2 separate regions of the Homo sapiens genome follow, and region 2 is linked to region 1. A link is an interaction called in ENCODE POLR2A ChIA-PET data of the cell type or tissue named here. Cell type or tissue: OCI-LY7. All regions are shown on one strand. Each heading gives the region's core, and the rest is flanking DNA. Links, peaks and the distances in the headings are about the cores only. Region 1 holds the start of LOC105378493 (a long non-coding RNA gene). Region 2 overlaps FHIP2A (FHF complex subunit HOOK interacting protein 2A).

Region 1 (12,335 bases), core at 1,390-9,389:
ATAGCTGGGAGCTGTGCTCATTCCCCTTGGGCTCTTTCTCACCCCTCTGCTGCCCAGGAAGCAAACCCAGCTTCTCACCTTCACAGGTTTTAAAGCGTGAGTCAGGTACGAAACTCTCTGTCCCCTCAACATCATAAGACACAGGCCAGGCTCGCCAAAGATTCTTTTCAAGCCCCCTGCTTGGTGTGGGGGTGGCTGGGAGGAGCCATGGCACCCCTGCAACTCTACCCTGCAGGAACTCCAGGATTAATACCCAAGCCTCTTTTAAGACTCTAAGGATGAGGCTATAGGGTCCTTGGGCAGGGTTGTTTTTTTTTTTTTGGGTCACCCTCTGCGGTGTCTGCATGGAAGGTCTAGCACCTCTCTTTAGAATGTGTGGGCACCTAACACTCCTTTTCTTAGCTTTGGGGTCTCAGCTCAGACTGCAACGTCAGAAAGTCTTATTTTAACATCCTGTTCCATATAGGTTTGGTAGTTGAGCACACAGTTGTAATTAGAATTGCGGTGGAGGAAGAGGTGGGAGGGGAAGGATGCTGAAGAGTGTGTAGAGAAGAAAGACAGTCAAAGACAGGGGACACCAGCCTTAAAAGGTACAAAGGAGAAGAGCAACCCACACGCCCAAAAGAAAAAAAATTCCAAAATGTGGAGGTGAGATACTGGGAGGTGAGAGAAGACCTAGGAGAGAGTGCTCTTGTGGAAACAAAGAGAAGAGTTTCAAGAAGCAGATGCCAGGGGACAGAGAACCAACTCTCTGATATTTGAAGTGTTCCTAGAAATTAAAAATAAATAGATGAATAGCTCAACAGAAAATGGGCAAAGTCCATGAACAGATAGTTCACAGCCAAAGGAAGATAAATGGCCCTTCAACATTTGAAAAGATGCTCAGCGTCACTCTCAATAAAGGAACTGCAAGAGAAAACAACACTGAGATCCATTTCTCACTTTTGAGATTGGCAAGCATTTTGAGGATACTGTATTGGCAAGATTGTTGGGAGCTGAGCCTGTTCATGCATTGCTGGTCAAGAGTGTGAAATGGTCCCCTCCTGTGTAGGTGAACATGACTGTATCTACCTGAACCACACAAAATTCACTCTGACAAAGATAGTCACTCTACTCTCCTTGAAACTGTTTCTCACTTGAGTTCTGGGGCAGCAACTTTCCTGGTTTTCCTCCTATTTGATGAGTTCCTTCTTTTGAACCTTCTTTATTGGCTGGCCTCTAAACCTTGGAGTGCACAAATCCTCAATCTGGGATCCTTTTCTTCATCCACCTCATCCAATCCCATTGCTTATTTTTTTAATGCAGTAAATTACAAATAACATAAAACTCACCATTTTAAAGTGAATAAGCACATCCATAGAGATAGTAGATTAGTCATTGCAAGGGGCTGGGGGAAGGAAGGAATGAGGAATGAATGCTCAGTGGGTGAGGGGTTTCCTTTGGGGGTGATGAGAATGTTCTGGAAAGTGGTGATGGTTGCATGACCCTGTGGATGTCCTAAACACCACTGATTGTATACTTAATGATGGTTTTAATGGTAAATTTGATGTTATCCATTGATATTTTACCAATAGCAAGTCTGTCTGTGGATTTTCTTATTCTGGATGTTTCGTGTAAATGAAATAATTCATTTAGCGTAATGTTTACAAGGTTCATCCAGATTGTAGCATGTATCAGTAATCAGTACACCATTCCTTTTCATGGTTGAATAGTAGTGCATTACACACACACACACACACACGCACATTTTGTGTATCCATTCATCAGTTGATGGACATTTGCGTTCCTTCCACCATTTGACTATTGTGGGAAGGTTCTTTCTTGGTGTGAGGCCTGGGTCTACCCAGGTGAGGTAGGCCTGGGACTCCATCCTGGAGCCTCCCAGGTAGCACTGAAGCACTCAGACATAGGCTGGGGCTTCCCCTGGTGAGCAGGCTGGCTTTCAAACCAGACAGTCCAGAACAGTTGGGATGGGCCAGTTGCATAAAATCTCCTCGAAAAGTACAAAAAGAGCAGCTCAAATCACCTAAAGGGATCCTGACCTGACTCAGGTGGTGTCTTATCAGTGGCAGGCCATGCTGGGTACCTGAAGGCCAATGAAAGTGCCTTCCACCAATGAGCACTGCTGAGCCACCTACTCCACGTGGATGTCTCTGGGTTGTAAAGTAGTCTTTTATCCACAAAGCAAGTCAGATCCTTTTTCTGGATCTGGATTTTTTAAATCCATGACATCACCATTCTATTGCGTCAAAGGCACACTTTCTGCAGCTATACCTTTGCAATCCTTGGTTTGCCCCCCTCAATTCCCACTTTGTTTGAGGGGCACGGGGTTTTGGAGTGCCCACTCCTCCCATCTGCTAGCTGCATGACCTTGGGCAAGTTACTGCACACCTTAAATCCTCCACCTCTGCATCTGAAGGTTGATCAGACCCCTTGCAACCTCACAGGGTTGTTATGAGCATGAAATGAGCCATGCCCAGAACACTCAGCCATCCATGGCTGCCCACTGCCCTCCTGATTAGATCTGGCATTCAGACCCCCACCTCATGTTTCTCCGTAGCTCCACGGGGTCCGCCACAGGTTCTGTCACCCCTAGCAGGCCAGGTCCTGCATTTTTGCTCAACTTTTCCACTGCTTACGAGAAATCTTCTTTTCCTCAGGCTTTTCTTTTTTCCTGCATATATTTTTTAAAAACAAGAAACATGTATTAATTTTAAAATCGGGGGAAATAAAACCTCATCATTCATGTTGTTTTGAACACCCACCCTCACTTCAAAAGCCATGTCTCCGTAAACTCTTTCTCCGTCACTTCATCACCTGGAGTTGCTCACGCCTTTGAATGATCACTGGATTTTTAAAACCTCTTCCAGAGCTTGCAGCAAGCATTAGGCTTTCAGGTACTCAAAAGCAAATATATTTGGGGATTGACTACAAATGCACAACCAAATTGTTATAGAAATCAGAACTCTAAGTTCTCCAAGGGCAGAGCCTGATTTTTTACTCATTTGAGCATTTCCACTTTGATGTCTGATAACTGTCAGGCTAGACTGCCATACCCTTAGTTTAAATAAATATTTGCTTAATGGAATTGTTATCCAATGGATGTAAGAACAAGCAAGACTTACACGCCTTGTCTCTTATGAATAGAATAAAAATAACCCATGTAATTCATTAGATTAACTGATAAAAGGTTTTGTTCTTTTGCCTAGAGAGAGGCCTATAAAGGGATCATCTAGCAGGTTTTGTTTGCCAGATCCAGAGGTTTAATACTATTTGAGTGGTTGAATAACAGCAGCAATTCTAACGATATATCAGTTCATATCTATCTTTTGACTTTTCACTCATGAAAAATATTTGAAGTGCTTTTACAAGGGGCAGATCCTGCAAGAGGATGTGGTGCCGCCCCGAATTCCCGGCCTGGAAGAACAGTACAGTAATTGTGAAAGAATGTGCATCCCAGCGTGGGCTCTTCTCCATGAAGATTATAACCATTCACACTGCTGTGGGGGATTTCCCTTTACCTGCCTCTTACCTTATTTTATGGGAACAGTTTAATTACAAGGAAATGAACTCCATCTTTCAAATTTTCAGTTCCTCTGGGAGGTTCACACAGGAGAGCTAAGCACTGTTGTTTTACTCTTATTGACAAGAACGGAAGGCTGAATGAGACACAGTACCCACTATTTACTTGATCATGTGCTTACGTTTTCTGTTTTTCTAGATGTGAGTCAACAATTCTTGTTGCATGCTTACTGACTGTGATCACCATAGAACTGCCTTCTCTAAGCACCTTTCTGTTGTGCTGAAGTCTGTACAAATTAGGTTAGTCCCTGTCCAAAAGGAACTTGTCATTTAAAGCAGTATGAGGGCCAGTGTTTCTCAACTGGGGGCATTTTTGTCTCCCTGGCAGACATTTGGCCATGTCTGGGGACATTTTTAGGTGTTGAAACTGGAGAGGGGGCTGCTACTGGCATCTAGTTAGTAGAGGCCAGGGATACTGCCCCACATCCTATGATGCATAGGATGCCCCACAAAGAATTATCTGGCCCCAAATGTCAATAGTGCTGAGGTTGAGAAACCCTGATATAGACATATGGACTTAAATACACAAATATTTTTTAAAAATAAGTGATGGATTAAAAAATGTTTATGTGCGGCTGGGCATGGTGGCTCAGGCCTGTAATACCAGCACTTTGGGAGGCAGAGGCGGGTGGATCACGAGGTCGGGAGTTTGAGACCAGCCTGGCCAACGTGGTGAAACCCCGTCTGTACTAAAAAATACAGAAAGAAATTTAGCTCGGCGTGGTTGCATGTACCTGTAATCCCAGCTAGTCAGGAGGCTGCGGCAGGAGAATTGCTTGAACCTGGGAGGCAGAGGTTGTAGCGAGCTGAGATCACGCCACTGCACTGCAGCCTGGGTGACAGAGCAAGACTCCGTCTCGGAAAAAAAAAAAAAAAAGGAATGTACGTGTGCTTCACAGAATGTCTTAGTCAAGAAATCAGAGGAACAGAGGACAGTTGGATGGCCCCAGGTGGCAGAGTTGATCATCTTTTTTCCAGTATTTGAGCAGATTTTGTGAGAGGGATAAAGACAGTAAAGGAGATCACTTGGGATCCAAAAGATCTTCAGGAGAACCTCTGGTAAATCAACATCATTCTGATTTTTAACATCAGAGTCTACATTGGATAAAAATGCCAATCATTCAGGAAAAGATCACTACGAGCAAGGATTTTAAATTGGAAGACGTGGACTTTATTCTGTGATTACGAAATTGCTCAAAAAGGCCAGAAACAACTTAAAGTTCAGAATCATATTAATTCGAAGACCAAAAAAGAGGAAGCATTCAGCCAGCTCAAAGAAATTATTGCATCATTTCCTTGTGTGCGGTTTAGGTTAAAAATAACCTCTAATCCTTGTCAAGAGTAAACTGTCTTGTCAAAGAGAATTAGGAAATTACCTCAGGGCGGGGGTTACAGGGTGGGGTAGAGAAGGAGCAGTTCATCAGGAAGAAATTACTTGCTGCATTTTGAGATGAACATTTCTGAATGACTGAAGAAAATGTGGGGCTAAGGGAATAGGGACTCCGATGGGAGACAGGAGGAACGTGCATGGGGCATGTGTGTGTGTTGTGGGGGTAGGTGAAGAGGGAGGCACTGGAGTGTCCCTGCCATGGAGGTGGCTGCCCTGGGTGGCTTGAACTGCTGGGCCATGGGGTGTTCTTCTCTTCTCCGTCTTGGGCAGCCTGCTTTGGCCTTGGGTGCTCACAGAGATAGAGTGTAAACCACAAGCTCTGTGCCTATTGGGCCATGAAGCGAAATTCGATAAAGGCTGACCTTCGGCTGAGCCCCAAAGCCATCTCAGCACCTCGACATCACCACAACATCACCACAACACCCCGGAGACAAGAACAGACATGTTCTTTAGAGGGTCATGGCTGCACTAGCTGTAAAGAAGTGGAGAGGGAGAATATATGCCAAAAAAAGGCAGCTTCTTGACCTTCAGATTCCTGCTGCCAGCTTCCTGTTTGCCACTGGGTTGCAAACTCCATAAAGCAAAAACCAAGCACAGGGGCTGTACGAGTGCCCTGTGTTCTCATTGTAGATGCTCCAATATTGGCAAATGTGACTTTCAAGTGTGGTGATGTCCTATCCCTCCAGCCTTGTGCAGTATTGTTTCGTGGTTTCCTTGTAATTTGGGACAAAGCATGTTGCTCTGGAAGCAATCAACAAGACTCATGCCAGAGTTCGTGTGAATATGCATGTTGTGGAAATCGGCACTGAAAAATTAAGGATTTTTTTTTTTTGAGGAGCTACATTGTACTGAAGTTGAAGAAAATATACACATTTGGTCTTTCTTTCTTTCTTTCTTTCTTTCTTTCTTTCTTTCTTTCTTTCTCTTTCTTTCTTCCTTCCTTCCTTTTTCTCTCTTTCTTTTTTTTTTTTTTTTTTGTGAAATGGAGTCTCGCACTGTCACCCAGGCTGGAGTGCAGTGGCGTGCGATCTCTGCTCACTGCAAGCTCTGCCTCCCAGGTTCACACCATTCTCCTGCCTCAGCCTCCCAAGTAGCTGGGACTACAGCTACTCTTTCTTTCTTTCTTTCTTTCTTTCTTTCTTTCTTTCTTTCTTTCTTTCTTTCTTTCTCTTTCTTTCTTTCTCTTTCTTTCTTTCTTTCTTTCCTTTCTTTCCTTCCTTCCTTCTTTCTTTCTTTCTTTTCTTTCTCTTTCTTTCTTTCTTCTTTCTTTCTCTCCTTCTTTCCTTCCTTCCTTCTCTTTCTATCTCTCTCTCTCTTTCTTTCTCAAAACCACAATCACTCCGAGCATGGCTTTTAGTTCATGAACAGTACCACAATGTCCTGTGTAATAAGCAAAATAAATAAGCAAGAGAAACATGTTTTTCTGAAAACAATATAACCCATGTGGTGAAATAGAAGGAACAGAGGCTGGATCTGGGTATAAGTCCTAACTTGCCACTTGCTAGTTATATGTCTTCTGATATTTGGTTATTTCATCAGCAGAATGGAAAAGACATTTCTTCCTTCCTAGGACTATAATGTGGAATGAATGAGCCAATGTATGTAGGATTCTTGCAAGGTGCCTGGCATTTGATACTTAATAAATAGTATTTATTATCATAAAAATTTGTGTTATAAGTGCTATATCTCTAAGAGACATCTTTCCATCAGTGATTGCATATCACATTATATAATATGCCACAAAACCATACAGCTACCAGTAGTCAGCTCGATAAAAGCCAACATTTATCATCCACATTGTCACCAAAAAATTTATGTGAGGCGCTCACCATGTAGAATTACAACTTGCTCACTTGTTTGCGAGTTCTGTAAGCAGTGGGAAATTAAAAGTATGTGTGTGTACGTCAGTGTAAATCTGTTAGAAAAATGCACCATAAAGAATGACATCATTTGGTTTGAAGGCTAAGAAGATTTGGTCAGCAGACGCATGCGGTAGCTCAAGGGAGATACTGGGACTCTAGCCAATAACTTCTGACCTACAGACAAGAGAAGAAACTCTGGGAACTGAAAGGTCTCTTATCACATTTTAATTCAAAAAATAAAATCTTGCACTCCAGAGCCAGAATCTATAAATGGAATAAGATATCAGGAAGAGTGGTGTTCAGTGACAAATAGTGCATTTGGCAAAGAGCATTCCACATGTGGCATCAGAGAAGCAAGGAACTCTTTCCACAAGTATTTCTCCAAGCTTACCATCGAAACAGATGGACGGCAGGAATTTAATGCTGTGCATTGATAGGACAATCTCAATGCCAGGGAACTTTGACACACAGGAGCTTAAAAATGGGGAGATCTATTGACTGATTGGTCCATCCATCCATCCATCCATCCACCCACCCATCCATTCATTTCTATTCATCCATTCAACCAACATTAATTGAATGCACACTCTTTGCCAGGCCTTGGCTGAGAGGCCAAAGCTACAAAGAAGAAAAGGCTCAATTCTATTTCTCAAGGATCTTACAAAGAACTGGATAGGCAGGCACAGTCAAAAAAAGATGCTCAAAATTTGGTGAGTTACACATGGGCTGGATATACAGCAGACTTTAAGTAAATACTATGTGAAAACAATAACAATAAAACACAGATCTGTGGCAAGAGATGCCATTTCCAGCTCTCTCTTGATGATTTTATTTGAGGGTAAAGGACTTTTAGCAGTTTGGGGGGAAAAAGCTGCACGAAGTAGGTGACTCTTGTCTCTTTTTCCAGCCCACGTTCATCATCTCCGGAGAAAACAACTCCTGTGGCTTGAAGCCTTTAATGGAGCCAGTTCTCCCCCACAGGCTGTCTTCACTTCCAGGGAGGGAGGGTTATTTACTGCATGCTTCATCATTGACGATCTGCATGGAGAGAACACAGGAATCACATTCACTTTGAGCCGCTGAGTGGCCTGGACGGGAGCCATCTGTGTGCACTCTTCCTTTATCTCGTGTGTGTGTCGGGGGTAGCCAGGAGTGCATTTTAGAAAGAAATACTTGGAAAAGTTAATGAAACAGCACAAAATGTAATTCCCAGTTCAATATCGAGTTGCCATTTGTTGTTCATTTTAGTTTGTATTTTGTGCGTTTTGCCAAGGACTCACATAAGCTTTGCTTTTTTTGAATTAGGATTATAAATCACGTGGAAACTCTGGTGACATTTAAAAAAAATTGAACGCAGCACCTGTCTGTTTTAAACATTAGCAATGCTGAAATTGGTTTTCATATAACTGTGAGCTATAATAACTTTCACCTACTTGGAATTGGTTTGTAATTTTGACATGAACTGATGAGAGCCAAAATATTGTTAAGCTTCCCCCTGCCTTCCAGACCCAGTTTGGATTTGAGGGATTCTGGAGATTTGTGATTTGAAAGTAATCATTGTAAAACACATCATCATTAATCAAATTACTGAGACCACAGTGTACAGGGTGTTCCATTCCCAGCTTTCGGGAATCATCCCATCAATTCTAATCTGGCCATTGTCACTAGGGTAGACAAAGAATCAATCAAATCAACAAGTATTTATCCAGAGCTTAGTACGCACTTAGCACAGTTCCAGGGTACTATTTGGAAGGAGGGTAGGAGAGGGTAGAAGATGTGTAAGACACATTCCTTCATTATCTGAACAAGCAAGGAGGAAAATGGCAATTGTTTCTTCAAAATGCTGCCTGCCTTGATCATTAGCTTTGAATAGCTGTATGATTTCAAGTTGCAAGGTTAGAAATGTAACTGCTTTGTACTTTCAAAGTGAAATGAGTTATTTGGTGAGAAAAATCCCTCACATTTATTGTACTGGTCTGGTGTTTTCTTTTGACAATTGCTGCTGATTTTGGCAGCATAGGAAAGACCCTACATCCTGTCTGCTGAGGAGCACAACAGTATAGAAAGGGCTTCAAAGGAATTATTTCCCCCCTGGCATCCCCATTGCTGAGTGAGTGGGCAAATGACCAGCAAGGCCCTGCTTGCCAGTTGGTATTGTGCCTCCTCATAAGGAAGCTGACCAGCAGGCAGATAGACAGACATTGATGTTCTGCCCGCGTTCCTGGAAAAGGGGGAAGCGGCCAGGTTACATAATGGTCTGACTTTTTAGAGAAGTCCAGTTTTCCAAAAAATAAATCCACAACTGTGAAGTAGAAGGGAAACTTTCTCCTGTACTGCCAGAAGGCATTTCAAAGCATCTGTAATTATTTTTAACAGTTTCATTGAGGTATAATCTACATAGCAGAAAATTCATGCACTGTAAGTGCACAGTTAAATAAGTTTCAGAAAATGTGTCCATTTGTACAACCATACAACCATCACTACAATTCAGTTTTAGAAAACTTCCAATACCTCAAAACATTCCCTCCTTTGGAGTATTCATCCGTTCTCATGCTGCTGATAAAGACACACCCGAGACTGGGTAATTTATAAAGAAAAAGAGATTTAATGGACTCACAGTTCCACATGGCTGGGGAGGCCTCACAATCGTGGCGGGAGGCAAAAGACACCTTACATGGCAGCAGGCAAGAAACAGAATGAGAATCAAGCAAAAGGGAAAACCCTTTACAAAACCATTAGATCTCCTGAGACTTATTCACTACCACAAGAACAGTATGGGGGAAACTTCCACCATGATTCAATTATCTCCCACTGGATCCCTCCTACAACACATGGGAATTATGGAAGTTACAATTCAAGATGAGATTTGAGTGGGGACACAGCCAAACCACATCACTTGGCTTGTTTGCAGTCAATCCCCACTCTCACTCGCCGGCCCAAGCAACCATTGATCCGCCTTTTGTTTATAAAGCTCTTATGAATGGGATCATACAATATGCTGTCTTTTGTGTTTGGCTTCTTTCACTTAGGATAATGTTTTCAAAGTTCATCCATGTTGTTTCATGTATCAATACTTCATCGCTTTTTATCACTGAGTAGTTCCATTGCATGGATGGACCACTTTGTTAATCCATTTCTCAGTGGATGGATGTTTAGCTTGTTTCCTTTTTTTACCAACACGTCCACTGTCACTGATAATTTTAAGTAAGACATGACACTAACATTAAAATGGAAAATTATCTACTTCCAATCTTGTTATGCATGTCACTACACTAGTTCTGAAAGACTGTTATATTAGTTTCATGCAATATAAACTACATTGGGAAGTAGGAAATTATCAAGTGGATATTTTGTCCAATCAAAACTTCAGTTATGCAAGATGAACAGGACCTTAGAGCCTTGAAATGAGCAAGCTTTCCCCAAAAGTAAAAGAAATTTTCCCAAAGACAGTCTTACTTTTTTCTACCTTACCATATCTGCTTTCTCACTCTTGAAATACTTCATGTACTTTATCCATTTGTGCATTCATTAATTCATTCATTCCTGTTTATTCCATAAATATTTAGTGGACATTTTCTCTGTGTTAAGGCAGGGTGCTAGGTGCTATAGTACATATAAAAAGAAATCAGACATGATCATAACTGGTTCTGTACAGATACCCAAGTCAGTTTTTTAAGTATTTTTGACTGAGACTCACAGTAAAAAGTACATATTACCTGTACATATGTAACTGAGATAAAAGTTTCATAAAATGATACTTCACATTACTGTGTGTGATTCAATATTATTTTCTATCTCATTTTAAAAAATAGTTGATTGCAACCCACTGAACTGATTTTACCACCCACAAATAGGTTGCATCCTGCAATTTCAAAAAGTTTCACTAAAATAGTAATATTTCGGGATAAGGAACAGAGGACAATGCTTACTATCTAGGAGGAACAGAGAACAAGAGGATTGTATGGGAGTTGATGGCGGGGGATATAAAGGTTCAGGGGAGGGCCTACTTAGTGATATAGGTGACCCAACCGCTCTGGAGCCCTGGTTAGTCTGTTTGCATCAGGACTTGGAGCACTATCATCTCAATGAAAAATTCTGTGTGTTGGCAGGTGCGGTGGCTGATGCTGTAATCCCAGCACCTTGGGAGGCCTAGGCAGGCAGATGGCTTGAGCCCAGGAGTCTGAGACGAGCCTGGGCAACATAGCAAAACTCTTTCTCTACTAAATATGGGTGACAGAGTGAGACCCTGTCTCAAAAAAGAGAAAAATCCTGTGTGTTGAAGAATCTAGGCCTCTGTGGCTCAGCAGAGGTGGGTGGCTGGAGAGGGGGCAGTCACCTAAATGGTTCTTGAGAAGAATTTTCTCTCCTTGTTTTAGCTAACAGAAAAAGCCCAACTTCATAAAGCAAATGTGCACTCATTTATTCTAAGTTTACTGTCCTTGGTTTTGATTATTAATCTCTTCAAGTAGCTGAAACTCATAAGAACTGAACAATCTTATGATGCTCCCCAGAAGACAGAAAACTTCTACTGTACGTCTCTCTCTTTCTGAATCGATCACTATCTTAGTCTTAGTCTTGTTTTTCTTTCCTCCTCACCAGTCCTTTCAACATTTCTTCTCTCACCTGTTTTCTCTCAGCTGTCCTTCTTTTTTTTTTTTTTGGAGATGGAGTCTTGCTCTGTCTCCCAGGCTGGAGTGCAGTGGCATGATCTTGGTTCACCGCAAGCTCCATCTCCCGGGTTCACGCCATTCTCCCGCTTCAGCCTCCCGAGTAGCTGGAACTACAGGTGCCCGCCACCATGCCCGGCTAATTTTTTGTATTTTTAGTAGAGATGGGATTTCACCGTGTTAGCCAGGATGGTCTTGATTCTCCTGACCTCGTGATCTGCCCGCCTCAGCCTCCCAAAGTACTGGGATTACAGGCATGAGCCACCACGCCCAGCTCTCTCAGTTGTCTTTCTTATGAAATAACTAAAACTGGGCACTGTCACAGACAGCTCCTTCCAATAAAGGCCACTGAAATCTTTTAGCTGGATTCTCTCCTTCCCTGAGCCTTAAGGAACAAGCTCGGTGGCAGGGTCTTAGAACACAGGTAACTTTTAGATGGGCAGGGGAGGGATTTTTTTTTTTTAAACATTTATGGAGAGTTTGTGATTGACTGAGCAGTTTACATGTTTTGCCCATTTATTTCTCAAAATGATTCAATAAGGTAGACACACTTACCCCATTTTCTGACATAGGCCATAGGACTCAGAGAGGCTAGGTAACTTACCTAAGATCACAAAGCTATTAAGTGCTGGAGTTGAGATTCCAGCTTGTATCTTCTGCCTCTAAAGCATGTGAAGCTGGCGCTACTGATTCAGCAAACATTCACTGAGAATCTATGAGGTGGAGGAGTTGAAGACACAAAAATGATGGTGACATCATCCCTGTCCTGAGGAGCTCATGGGGTCACGGAGTGTGATCCGGAAACAGAGAGGAAGTCCTGGCACCTGTGGAAAG
Region 2 (12,335 bases), core at 2,359-10,358, 820 kb before region 1:
GCTGGGATTACAGGTGTGAGACACTGCACCCGGCCCAGGTCTCATTTTTAATAAGAATGAAGTCATTTCCTTGGAGCAGTGGTGGTGGGCAGTGTGACAAGGGGTGTGCATGTGTCTATTCTTAGATTTCATTTCCAACATTTAGTGACTTCACCTACCTGCCTATGAGCGTCTCGGAGGTAAGTGTCATATCCTGTGCCCTCAACATGGTAGGAGGATTTTGCGTCATCCGGTACCAGACAGAGAAAACTTAAATGAAAACGGCCACAATTATGCAAGATGTCCATTTGCATGAAAAAAAAAAGGAAAAAGTAGAAGTGAAAAAGACCATAATCAATACTCTCATAATTCAATAATAACTTTATAAGTACTAAAGCATCTAGTGATATCGTAAGTTCAGCTAAGTATTAATACAAATGGAAACCCGAGAAATGAAATTATATGTTGTTAATTCCTGATAAGTTTTACAATTCATTGATTAAATATTCTCATTATTTTAAAGGTTTTAAAAATGACTAATTCCACTTAAAATAGAAGTAAGCCTAAGAAAGACATTTTTTTCCTCTTCAGATTGCTGTATAATGACAGACTGCCATGATATTTGTTAATCTCAGGAAACTGGTTTTAAGTAATTGAACTTGAGATTTTTATGTACCCTAATTTTGCATCTTGAGCCACATGCAATTTTTCTCTAAAATCACCTGCCAGAACCAGGTATATCAGTGACAACACTGCAAGGGAAGCAAAAGAGAGAAAAAAAATTGCCACAGAAAAGGGCACTTTTAAAAAAACATAAAACCACGAACTAACAAAAAGGAATAGCCCAACACTTAGCACACATGTTTAATAAGTACATCTTATCAAACCAGCAATTCTCAATGTTGTTACAATTGGGAATTACTTAAAATTAAACCATTTATATTTTTTAAAAATGGGATGACTCAGCATGGTGGCTCATGCCTGTAATCCCAGCACTCTGGGAGGTCAAGTCGTAGTAGCCATGCGACTGTAATCCCAGCTACTCAGGAGCCTGAGGCAGGAGAATCGCTTGAACCCGGGAGACGGAAGTTGCAGTGAGCAGGGATCATGCCACTGCACTCCAGCCTGGGCGACACAGTGAGACTCTGTCTCAAAAAAAAAAAAAAGGTGGGGGAGGGAACTTTGAGGGTTCATTTAACCACAGTTAATATTAAGTAGAGCTTTTCTCTTAGTATCAAGTGTTGCCCGCAGCCTGGCACTTGTTACATAAGCAAGACCAAAAAACTGACATAATCTTTAAAGAAGATCAAGTTCATAAGAGATTTCTGTAACCACCTAAGAGCAGAGCTCTTACATGTTATACACTTTGGGAGGCCGAGGCGGGCCGATCACTTGAGGTCAGGAGTTTGAGACCAGCCTAACCAACATGGTGAGACCCTGTCTCTACTGAAAATACAAAAATTAGCTGGGTGACGTGGCAGGAGCCTGTAATCCCAGCTACTTGGGAGGCTGGGGCAGGAGAATCGCTTAAACCCAGGAGGCGGAGGTTGCAGTGAGCAGAGATCGTGCCACTGCACTCCAGCGTGGGCAACAGAGCAAGACTCCATCTCAAAAAATAATAATACTAATAAACAAAAACAAAAAACAAGAGAGATGGAAGTCAAATTTTATATAGCAACTCACCTATTTACAATTTTATGAACTTCAGTTTTTCCATCATTTTTGGGGTGGTCTGGAGTAGCAGGAGGTGAAGAACTAAGCCACTCTTGGTTTGGCAAAGTGTTTTCTGGTGAAATGTCAGTAAATAATGGATCTTCTTCCAGATCTCTAAGTTAAATTTAATGACACATAAAAAGCACTATTTTATTATGACATTTTCTAAACCAAAAGATTCTCTGCTATGTTCTTAGAAAATGTTACATAATTTTGCTAATATAAAGGATTAAGGAATTATGTATATTTTCTAGGCAAATTAACATTCTATACTATTTTGTTATTGGGTCTAATGAATACACAATATTATTTGTAATGTAAAAGGATGGTAGTATCAATGCATCTAATTTTACTTTTAAGAACTTTTAAACTGTAAGAGGTATTTCTTTTGAGGATAAGGGAGGTAGATAAGAGGAGAGAGAAAGTTCTATCTCTACATGAAATGCTGAACTCACGGAGTTGGATGGAAACTTACACTGCTCCTGCTATCAATCCATTTTCTACCACATCTTTATCTTCTGGGCACAAAGGTTTATATTCTGTATAATTTCTTTCTTCAAGATTTCTCAAGACCAAGTTGTAAAGAATGTGCTCATTGGGTTTTTGTAAAAGATGTTCAAACATTCGTAATGTCATTATGCTTATCTGAAACCAAAATTGATAAAAGCTAACTGAAAAATGTCTTTACATAAGTTACTCTTCTTACCATCTTGTGAGTCATGCTTTCAATTTCTAAAGCCAATAAAAGAGGTTGTATTGAAAATATCTGAAGTATAATACATTAAAACCGTATTTCAAAGAATCTAAGTCCAATTCTAAATCATTACGTAGCTTACCTCATCAGATATGTGATCACAATGTTCAATTAACCTATGCCTTAAAGGATGTCTGCTGATTTCTGCCAGAGTTTCTGGTTCCCTCTGTTCTCCAAGGATAAAAAACACCATTTCTTGAAGCAAAACATCAGAGGTCACTTGCCGAACGATGCGATGAAGCAGAGCAGTGGATGTGAGAATACCCATCTCAGAACTGAGCACAATGAACAGGTAGTCAGTGGGCAAAAATAACATGACACAGTGATGCGGTTTTTTTCAAAAGAAAACAGGCTACTCACGTTTGCATTAATTGAGGTTCCATAACACCAATGAAAAATCTTTCATGAACAGCTTTGGCAAGAGCAACAGCAGCAGTCTAGAATATAGTAGGAACATCATTTTTTTTTTTAATATAAAAGAAAGACTAATTTGTAACATCAATAAATCAGTTTGGACTCCCAACTGAATTAATGTGGAAAGACAAAACTTGCCTAATGACCCTCTTATTGGTGGCATATAAATCTAGATTAGATGTTGGCTACTGGGTCATTTACACTTTTTTCTAAATTTCCAAGAATAAGAGGAATAGGATGAAAAATTATTCCAATGTCCATATAGTATTAACATCTCACCAAAGAGCAGGACTGAAGGGAAATCAGTGTTACTTTGTAAAGTACTGTACCATAATATTTAAGGAAATATAAAAGGGCAGAACTTGAACTTTGATTTATTCTGGAATTGTAATACACACATACAAACACATATACACTTTTTTGTTTACTTATTTTACTAACCATGGTATTCTAAGACAATTAAAATGTATTTGGGATATAAATTAGGGATTCCAATTTCACTTAATAGATATTTATATCTTAAAATGATCAAAAAACAATAAAAAATTACAAACCTTTTGGGCTTCCTTAATGAGCTGATCACAATAATCAAACCAGGAAAGAAATGAAATTAAGGCTCGTTTTCCTGGAAATGCTGAAGCATCTTCTTTATGACTATATGAGTCCAAGCTGTAAGACAAGGAAGAATTGCTAAGTCCAAAGTTATCCAAAAGCATGGACCCTATTCAGAATGTATGGAAAAATGAAGGCACATGAACACACTCAGATAGTATGGTACATTCACACAGGAAATGCTGGAGGACAGTGAGAAGAGGATTCTGTAAAAGAAACCAAAGATAAGAGAAAATCTTTTAAATAAGAGCTGTAAATAATTTTCACGTATTAAGTAGGAGAAGAGAGGTTAAAGCAGAATGGAACTGCAGGAGGCCAGGTGTGGTGGCTCATGCCTGTAATACCAGCACTTTGGGAGGCCAACGTGCGTGGGTGGGTGGATCACTTGAGGTCAGGAGTTCGAGACCAGCCTGGCCAATATGATGAAACTCTCTCTCTCTCTCTACTAAAAATACAAAAAAAAAAAAAAAAATTAGCTGGGCATGGTGGCTCATGCCTGTAATCCCAGCTACTTGGGAAGCTGAGGCACGGGAATCACTTGAACCTGGGAGACGGAGGTTGCGGTAAGCCAAGATTGCTTCACTGCACTCCAGCCTGGGCGACGGAGCAAGACTCCGTCTCAAAGAAAAAACAAACAAACAAAAAAACAGTGGAGCTGCAGGAGAAAAAACACTGGGATAGCTCCTCATACTCCTGCCCTAAATGTTACCAAGTAACATCAACGAAAAGATGGAGGTTCTCAGCTGCTGGGATGGAAGAAAAGAACGGTAAATGGGGATCTACAAACAGAAATAGCGAGTGGACTACTTCTCTTCCTGCCCTAAAATGCAATACAGTCATAATGTTAACAAGTGGGTCTGCCCTATAGATGTTGACAGAAAATAGAGTGGAAAAAAGAAAGACACGTTAAAAATACAGAGAAATACAATAAAAGGTGATTATGTCAAAACCTTAGGCTGCTTACAGGTGGTGGGACTATGGGCAACTTGTTTATGCTGCTTTATACTTTTTAATAATTTATAAACGTTCTGCAATAATCATATTTCCCTATGATAATCAAGTTGGGGAGTCTAAAAGGTAGGAAGAAGAGGTGAAAGAATGAGGTAGAAGAGATTCTGTACAAACAGGCCAGGAGACAGATTAGACTGCTCTAGAGGCTGTGGAAATTATTTTAAAAGGAGATTCCTTCTTTGAGGGTTTTTTGTTTTTAATAATCAGTTAAAATTATTGATTTTAATGTAAGCCCTTAAAAATTGATCAGTAAAATGGACAAAATAAAAATATCTTAACTATGTAACAGCTGGATTGTTCCCACACCAATTCATTACCACTGATTAATACAAGCTTCAAGAAAATATTCCCATTTAATGATCACTAGTGGTGTTCAATTTTTCAAAGACTTCTACCATTGCAAAATAGAAATGGATTTTAAAATGTAGGTGTTAAGAAGTCACCTTTATGGGAAAATACAAGTAACGGTGCTTACCCCCAGTTAATTGCTTCCACGGTTTCAATATCTAACGGATCCACTGACTGAGGTAGGGCCTTGTACAGGGAGGCAAGTCTGTCTGTCAGTAGTTCACACAAGCAAGTGCTCTGTGTAAGGCACTTTGCAGCCGCAGGCTCTGGCAAACTTACTAACAGCATCAAGCCTTCACATGCCTTCACAGCTATTCTGCCATCCTAAAGGAAAAAAAAATCCCCCTTCAATTCTTGAATTGTATATACATCAGGTTGTTTGAAAACATTCAACATAAAAGGATTTAATGTTTCACACTAAAAGAAAAATAGATTTTTGTCTATTTTAAATGCATATTATTGGCCAACTGTGGAGCTTCACACCTGTAATCCCAGCATTTTGGGAGGCCAAGGCGGGTGGATCAGCTGAGGTCAGGAGTTTGAGACCAGCCTGGTCAACATGGTGAAACCCCATCTCTACTAAAAATACAAAAATTAGCTGGCGTGGTGGCGTGCACCTGTAATCCCAGCTACTAGGGAGGCTGAGGCAGGAGAATCGCTTGAACCCAGAGGCGGAGGTTGCAGTGAGCCAAGATCGCACCACTGTACTCCAGCCTGGACAACACAGCAAGACTCCATCTCAAAAAAAAAAATAAATTAAAAATTAAAATTAAAAAAATAAATAAATACACATTATTGAAATAATGTTAGGGGGGAAAAAGTAAGGACCATAACTCACAGGACTTCTAGTAAGATTTAACAAAGAATTCACTAAATTGTAATCCTGATTTGGACAAACAACCGAGGCCTCTGGCAGTGAGGTGACACTGAGGTTATCCAAGCTTGTGGACAGGTGATCCATCTGATGAGGAGGCTCATCTTCCAATTCTGTTTGCTCCATTCCAGTAGCACCAGATAGTTCCTCTGGTTGACGGGACTGTCCTGTATCTGTTGACAAGGAATCCTGACCTTTTAATGTATCTTCTGAAATTACATTTGGTACTCCTTTGGAAGCCAATGATTTCATCTTATTCTGAAAAGGAATATATGTTTTATAAAATTCACATCAATAACTTTTTAAGCCAAAAATAATATTTTAATGGATTTTTCTATAACATTCCACATGCCTAGCCAAAGTAGCAATAGATGTTATGTCACATGAAAATATTCTGACTTTTAACAAACTGTGTTTTAGAATGATTTTACCATTGCATAGGAGTTTATCACACTCCTCATACTAACTACAAAATGTTTTACACTGACCATAAGCAATGAACAGTATTACTGATAATTTGACTACTGCTTAAAACAACTAATGTTAGTGAGGAAAAAAGTTTCAGGAGGTTTCAATTGCAGTTAACTTTTTTCTCATCACTGGACTACTGTAACTACATAGTCTCAATGTTAATTCTTATAAGATCATAGGGTGGGGGGGGTGGTTTGCAGGGAAGGAAGTACAAACTTACAAATAAAAATATTTTAAAGTTCAAAAGTTACCAGCATTAGACTGAAGGTTTCCACAAAAGCCCCCAAATTCTCTCAAATATATAAGCATCTTTTCTAAGTTTTTCCTTAAACCTCTACTCTATAAGAACGCAAGAAGCTGGGCACAGTGACCCATGCCTGTAATACCAGCACTTTGGGAGGCCGGGGCAGGAGGATCACTTGAGCCCAGGAATTCGAGACTAGATGGGGCAACATAGTGAGATCATGTCTCTACTAAAAAAATAAAATAAAATAAGCTGGGTGTGGTGGCTTGCACCTATGGTCCTAGGCCTTGGGAGGCTGAGTGAGGCAGGAATATTGCTTGAGCCTGGGAGGTTGAAGCTGTGGTGAGCTGTGATCATGCCACTGCACTCCAGCCTGGGCACAGAGCAAGACCCTGTCTCAAAAAAATTTAAAAAAAGAGAACCCAAGAAACTACTCAGGGGACATTTTTACCAGTGTCTTTAGGATAGAAATAAGATTTGCTTGAAATGCTGGTGCTCCCTCCCCCAATCCACATACCAAAACACAAAAAGACTCTTAACTGAAGCAAATTAGCAAATTGTTAGCTTCAAGGCAAAAGTATCTTGCTTTCCATTTGAACATAAGAGCAGAAATCAGATTACACAAGTAGGTTAAAATTCACCATAAACTAACTTCTCCCAGGGCCTATCATCATAGAAACATATTAAAGGCTGAATGAATTCAGGGTTCTACTTCCAAAGTTATATTATACTAATTATAAATCACTTTTATTGCTGTTAAAAGTATAGGTTAGACCAATCTTCTTGAGAAATTGAGTTCACAGAACATATTTATTAAAAGCAAACAACTCTATGGGACTCAATGAATACTCCAAACAATTTGCCAATTTCCAACAAAATCAATGGCATATTGGCCGGGTGCAGTGGCTCACATCCCAGCACTTTGAGAGGCTGAGGCAGGCGGATCACTTGAGGTCAGGAGTTCGAGACCAGCCTGGCCAACATGGTAAACCCTGTCTCTACTAAAAATACAAAAATTAGCTGGGCGTGGTGGCATGTGCCTGCAATCCCAGCTACCAGGGAGGCTGAGGCAGAATAATCACTTGAATCTGGGAGGCAGAGGTTGCAGTGAGCCGAGATCATGCCACTGCACTCCAGCCTGGGCAACAGAGCAAGACTCCACCTCAAAAAAAAAAAAAAAAAACCAATGGCATATCATACTCTTTATGAAAGTAAAACATTTCATTCAATTTAAAATACTAGTAATATTGTTGGGAGAGGCGTCTCAAATAAGAACAGCAAGAGGAAGGATGTTAGTATAGCACTCTGTCCTTCAATCAATGTTTCTCAAAGTAAGACTCAAGATTGTTGGTATCCTGGTCTTCTGTGGGGCTTGATAAAAATGCAGATTCCTGGGTCCCATCCGGACCTGTTGAATATCTGGAGGTGGAGCCAAGGAATGTGCATTTTAGAAAAATTTCCTAGGTGATGAGGAACTGTGGCTTTAACACTTTGGTTCCTACTAAAACTGTTCCCCTTCTGTTTTAGGGATCTCATCAGTACCCACAACATAGTCACACACATAGCTTCTAAATCTCTTAAACTTAAACTTCCCTCCCAAATCAAAGATTTGCAATACCGAATACCTGCTAATTATCTCCATCAGGAAATCATGATGACTCAAAGCATCCGGAACCAAAATTATCATCTTCCCCTCAAAATCAGCTCCCTTGGGGCCCCTGTTTTTCTACTAGCAGCAGCCTTATTGGTTCAGGAATTCCAGCATTCAAATCATCCTTTCCCAGCTTCTGCATCTGAGCAGTTACAAGGCCATATAGAGCCTACCTCTAGTCTGAAGTTACGCATTTCATTCCAACCCACTGCTTCCAACTTGGTCGTAGTCCTTGTTACTTCTTGCCTGGGTTACTCCATCAGTTTCCAAATTAGTTTCCCTGATTTTATCTCTCCTCTCAAAGAATCTGCCATATAAAAGGCTGCTGCCAATTTAACTTAAGGCACAGATACCATCACATAATAACATCCCTGCTCAAAAATAGTTAATGGCTCCCCAGTATCTACAAGTAAGAATAAACTCTTCACCTTGTCATTCAAAGCCTTTGACAATACTTAGTCTATCTGTTCAGGTGCTTCTTGCCACACATCTTAATTATACTGTTTCCTGAACACACCACAAACTTTTACATCTTCATTCCTTATGTTCACCCACTCTAAACATGTCAAGGCTCATTTGTCTGTATTTATTTATTTTTTATAGAGATGAGGTCTTGCTATGTTGCTCAGGCTGATCTCGAACTCCTGGGCTCAAGCAATCTGCTTGCCTCAGCCTCCCAAAGTGCTAGGATTACAGGTGTGAATCACCGCGCCCAGCCTCATTTCAAAGATGACCTCTTCCAGGAAGACTTTCTTGATGACCTAGAGCTGATGAATCTCTCCATCCTGTAAGTACTTAAGGAATTTACTTTGTATCTTTCCTTTGATTCTCACCTTACTCTACTTTAGATTACAGTATCTGAACATTCATTTACTGTCTTCACCAGACTGTAAACTCCTTTAGGACAAAGACTGTTTCTTTTCTTTTTTTTTTTTTTTTTTTTGAGACAGAGTCTCGCTCTGTCGCCCAGGCTGAAGTGCAGTGGCGTGATCTTGGCTTACTGCTACCTCTGCCTCCTGGGTTCAAGCAATTCTCCTGCCTCAGCCTCCTGAGTAGCTGGGACTATAGGCATGGGCCACCAAGCCCGACTGATTTTTTGTATTTTTAGTAGAGAAGGGGTTTCACTGTGTTAGCCAGGATGATCTTGATTGATCTCCTGACCTTATGATCTGCCCGCCTCAGCCTACCAAAGTGCTGGGATTACAGGCATGAGCCACCGCGCCCGGCCGGCAAAGACTGTTTCTAACTCATCTACCATATATATTTAACCAATAGTAGATGCAAATATTGGCTGACAGTAATGAATAGAGAAAGATGACATTTCAGGGAATACATGCTTGAGAACTGCAAAGCACTTTTGTTCTTATCTATACTTATAAGTAATAAAACTGCATTTCTGGCTGGCCATGGTGGCTAATGCCTATAATCCTGGCACTTTGGGAGGCTGAGGTGGGTGGATCACCTGAGGTTGGGAGTTTGAGACCAGCCTGGCCAACATGGTGAAACCCCATCTCTACTAAAAATACAAAAATTAGCCGGGCGTGGTGGTGCGCACCTGTAATCCCAGCTACTTGGGAGGCTGAAGCATGAGAATCGTTTGAACTGGGAGGCAGAGGCTGCAGTGAGCCGAGATTGCACCACTGCACTACGGCCTGGGTGACACAGTCAGACTATCTCAAAAAAAAAGGAAAAACAAAAACAAAACGCTGCGTCTCCCTAAAGATTCATTCATTTAGTGTTAACTGAGCAGTTCCTATGCATTATGCTAGATTCTAGAGAAGCTGTGGGGACCCAAGATTAATGAGACAGAATCCTTGTCCTCAAGGAACATACTGACTAGCAGGAGAAAATAAAATGCACTTAAATAACCAGTGCTGGGGGACTGTAGTAACTGACATTAAACACATATGAATAGTCCTATTCGTTAAAAAAATGCAGACACCTACCACCTCAGGCTTTGGAGAAATATGTCATAAAAACACTGCACAAAGCAGATGTGTCACTAATTCTGAGGGGTGTTCTCTGTAGTGAGGTTTAAATGTAAATGTTTTTCCGAAGACAGGTACATACAGTGTACCTCACCATGAACATACATAAGCCTACATATTTCGTCTGCTTCTGATCTATGCTATGCACTTAGAAAACAAGTTTCAGAAATTTTTGAGAAAGAAATTCTCCAGGCTTAAGTTTGGGGAAAAAAATACATGCATTCCAAGTACACTAAGGTTATCTAAGAAAGCTTTAGCAAAAATGAACCTTGAGAAGAAAAATCTCAGCAAAACTGAGATATTTCTCATAAGTACACAAACAACTAAAAAAAAAATTCTAATATCATTATAAATCTTTAGAAATCCAAAATCATAAGACTGTTCCAGCCCTTTTGAAGCAAATTTGCAAAAGATGATACAAAATATAACGCACATCACGAACAACACACGATGCGCATGATGAGTGTTAAGGGCATGCGTAGTCCTTACCACCACCTAGAAATTTAAATTCATGAAATTTTACAGCTTAACTGCTTACCTAATTCGAGTTAAGAGTCCAGAATAGAATCCTAATTTACTTAGTAATGTAAAATAGAAAACAAACCCATCTATTGGAGTGGTTAACATTTAAAAATAACAAAACAAACAAAGACCTAACAACATCCAGTGCTGACGACAACACGGAGCAACAGGAGCTCACGTACACTGTTGATGGGATGCAAAATGACAAAGCCACTTGGGAAACAGTTTGGCGGTTTCTTATGAAAATAAATACACACTTACCATATGATCTGGTGATCCTACCCTAGGTATTTATCCAAGTGACATGAAAACCTAAATCCACGCAAAAATCTGTGTGTGATGTTCTTAGTGGTTTCATTAACAATTGTAAAAAACTAGAAACAACCCAGAAGTCCCTCACTGGTGTATGGATAAACAACTGTGGTACATCCATACAATGGTATAGTACTCAACAACATAAAGGAACAAAATCATGGATGAATCTCAAATGCAATAAGCTAATTTTAAAAGCCAGAATCAAAAGGCTAATTACATTGCTATGACTTTTTGGGAAAGAGAAAACTATTGGGATGGAAAATAGATCAGTGACTGCTAGGGCGTAGGGGTGGAGAAGGGATGACTACAGAGGATCATGGGGTAGTGTGACAGAGCTGTTGCACATCTTGATTGTGGTGGTAACACAACTGTGTTCATCAAGCTCACAGAATGCAGACTGAAACGAGTGAATTCTATTGTATGTAACTTATATCTTAATCCAAAAAAAGAAAAAGAAAAATTTATTTATGTATTTTGTATTATTTGAGACGGAGTCTCACACTGTTGCCCAGGCTGGAGTGCAGTGTTGCAATCTTGGCTCACTGCAACCTCCACCTCCCGGGTTCAAGGGATTCTCCTGCCTCAGCCTCTCAAATAAGTGGGATTCCAGGCGTGCACTACCACACCCAGCTAAGGTTTGTATTTTTAGCAGAGACGGGGTTTCACGATGTTGGTCAGGCTGATCTCGAACTCCTGACCTCAACTGATCCACCTGCACCAGCCTCCCAAAATGCTGGGATTACAGGTGTGAGCCATCGCGCCTGGCCAGAAAAATATTTTTTAAAAAACAAAAGAAGGCCAGGTGTGGTGGCTCACACCTATAATACCAGAACTTTGGGAGGCCGAGGCAGGAGGATCACTTGAGCTCAGGAGTTCCAGACCAGCCCGGACAACACAGGGAGACACTGTCTCTACAAAAAAACTTAAAAAATTAGCCAGGTGTGGTGGTGCACACCTGTAGTCCCAGCTACTTGGTAGGCTAAGGTAAGAGGATCACTTGAACCAGAGAGGTTAAGGCTGCAGTGACCAATGGTCACGCCCCCATACTCCAGCCTGGGCTACAAAGCAAGACCCTGCCTCAAAAAAGTAAAAATAAAAATAAAAATAAATTACAAACAAGGACAAAAACAACATAATCATTTTTTCTAAAATATTCCAAAATGACTTCACTGCTGAAAAAAAGAAGTGAATGAAGGCAAAAAGTACAAAAATATATTTTTTACTTTAAATCTAGGAGTAAAATCCAAAATATCACTTGATTTAAATAAACTATGATTTGGTGACTATGGCTATCAAAACAGTACAAAATACTACAGCAATCCCAACTGCTATGAGGATGGAGAGATAACTCGTGCTTTTTTCCATCTTGTCCAAATCTGCACATGCCATCCTTATCCCAGGCCAGATTTCCCATGTTACATACTAGGGCAAGCTTGGCT

What was found. Peaks named below come from ENCODE experiments on the same cell type or tissue, not always from the same donor. Only the 100,000 strongest peaks of a DNase experiment are listed, where the experiment ranks them.
Region 2: POLR2A ChIA-PET joins it to region 1 with 11 read pairs; 2 of 35 experiments call an interaction of 5 or more read pairs at or near these places.

Annotation. Positions count from the first base shown.
Region 1 is chr10:114,018,042-114,030,376 of GRCh38, reverse strand. LOC105378492 (a long non-coding RNA gene) reads right to left here. Exons shown (of 3, transcript XR_946332.1): 2 at 12,106-12,325; 3 at 7,682-7,872. LOC105378493 (a long non-coding RNA gene) reads right to left here and starts at 3,024. Exons shown (of 3, transcript XR_946333.3): 1 at 2,766-3,024; 2 at 2,544-2,674. RefSeq lists a silencer at 3,571-3,620 and enhancers at 3,891-4,000, 3,052-4,251, 5,272-5,611. In OCI-LY7, for the core only: no CTCF peak of the experiment used is centred there; DNase peaks (open chromatin) are centred at 4,886 and 5,536; H3K4me3 peaks cover 1,423 bases; H3K27ac peaks cover 2,313 bases.
Region 2 is chr10:114,836,561-114,848,895 of GRCh38, reverse strand. It overlaps FHIP2A (FHF complex subunit HOOK interacting protein 2A), which reads right to left. Exons shown (of 17, transcript NM_020940.4): 6 at 5,670-5,963; 7 at 4,959-5,155; 8 at 3,415-3,529; 9 at 2,807-2,883; 10 at 2,529-2,721; 11 at 2,168-2,337; 12 at 1,663-1,806; 13 at 159-249. Among named protein-coding and RNA genes, the nearest start is that of FHIP2A, 21 kb to the right of the region's middle. In OCI-LY7, for the core only: no CTCF peak of the experiment used is centred there; no DNase peak of the experiment used is centred there.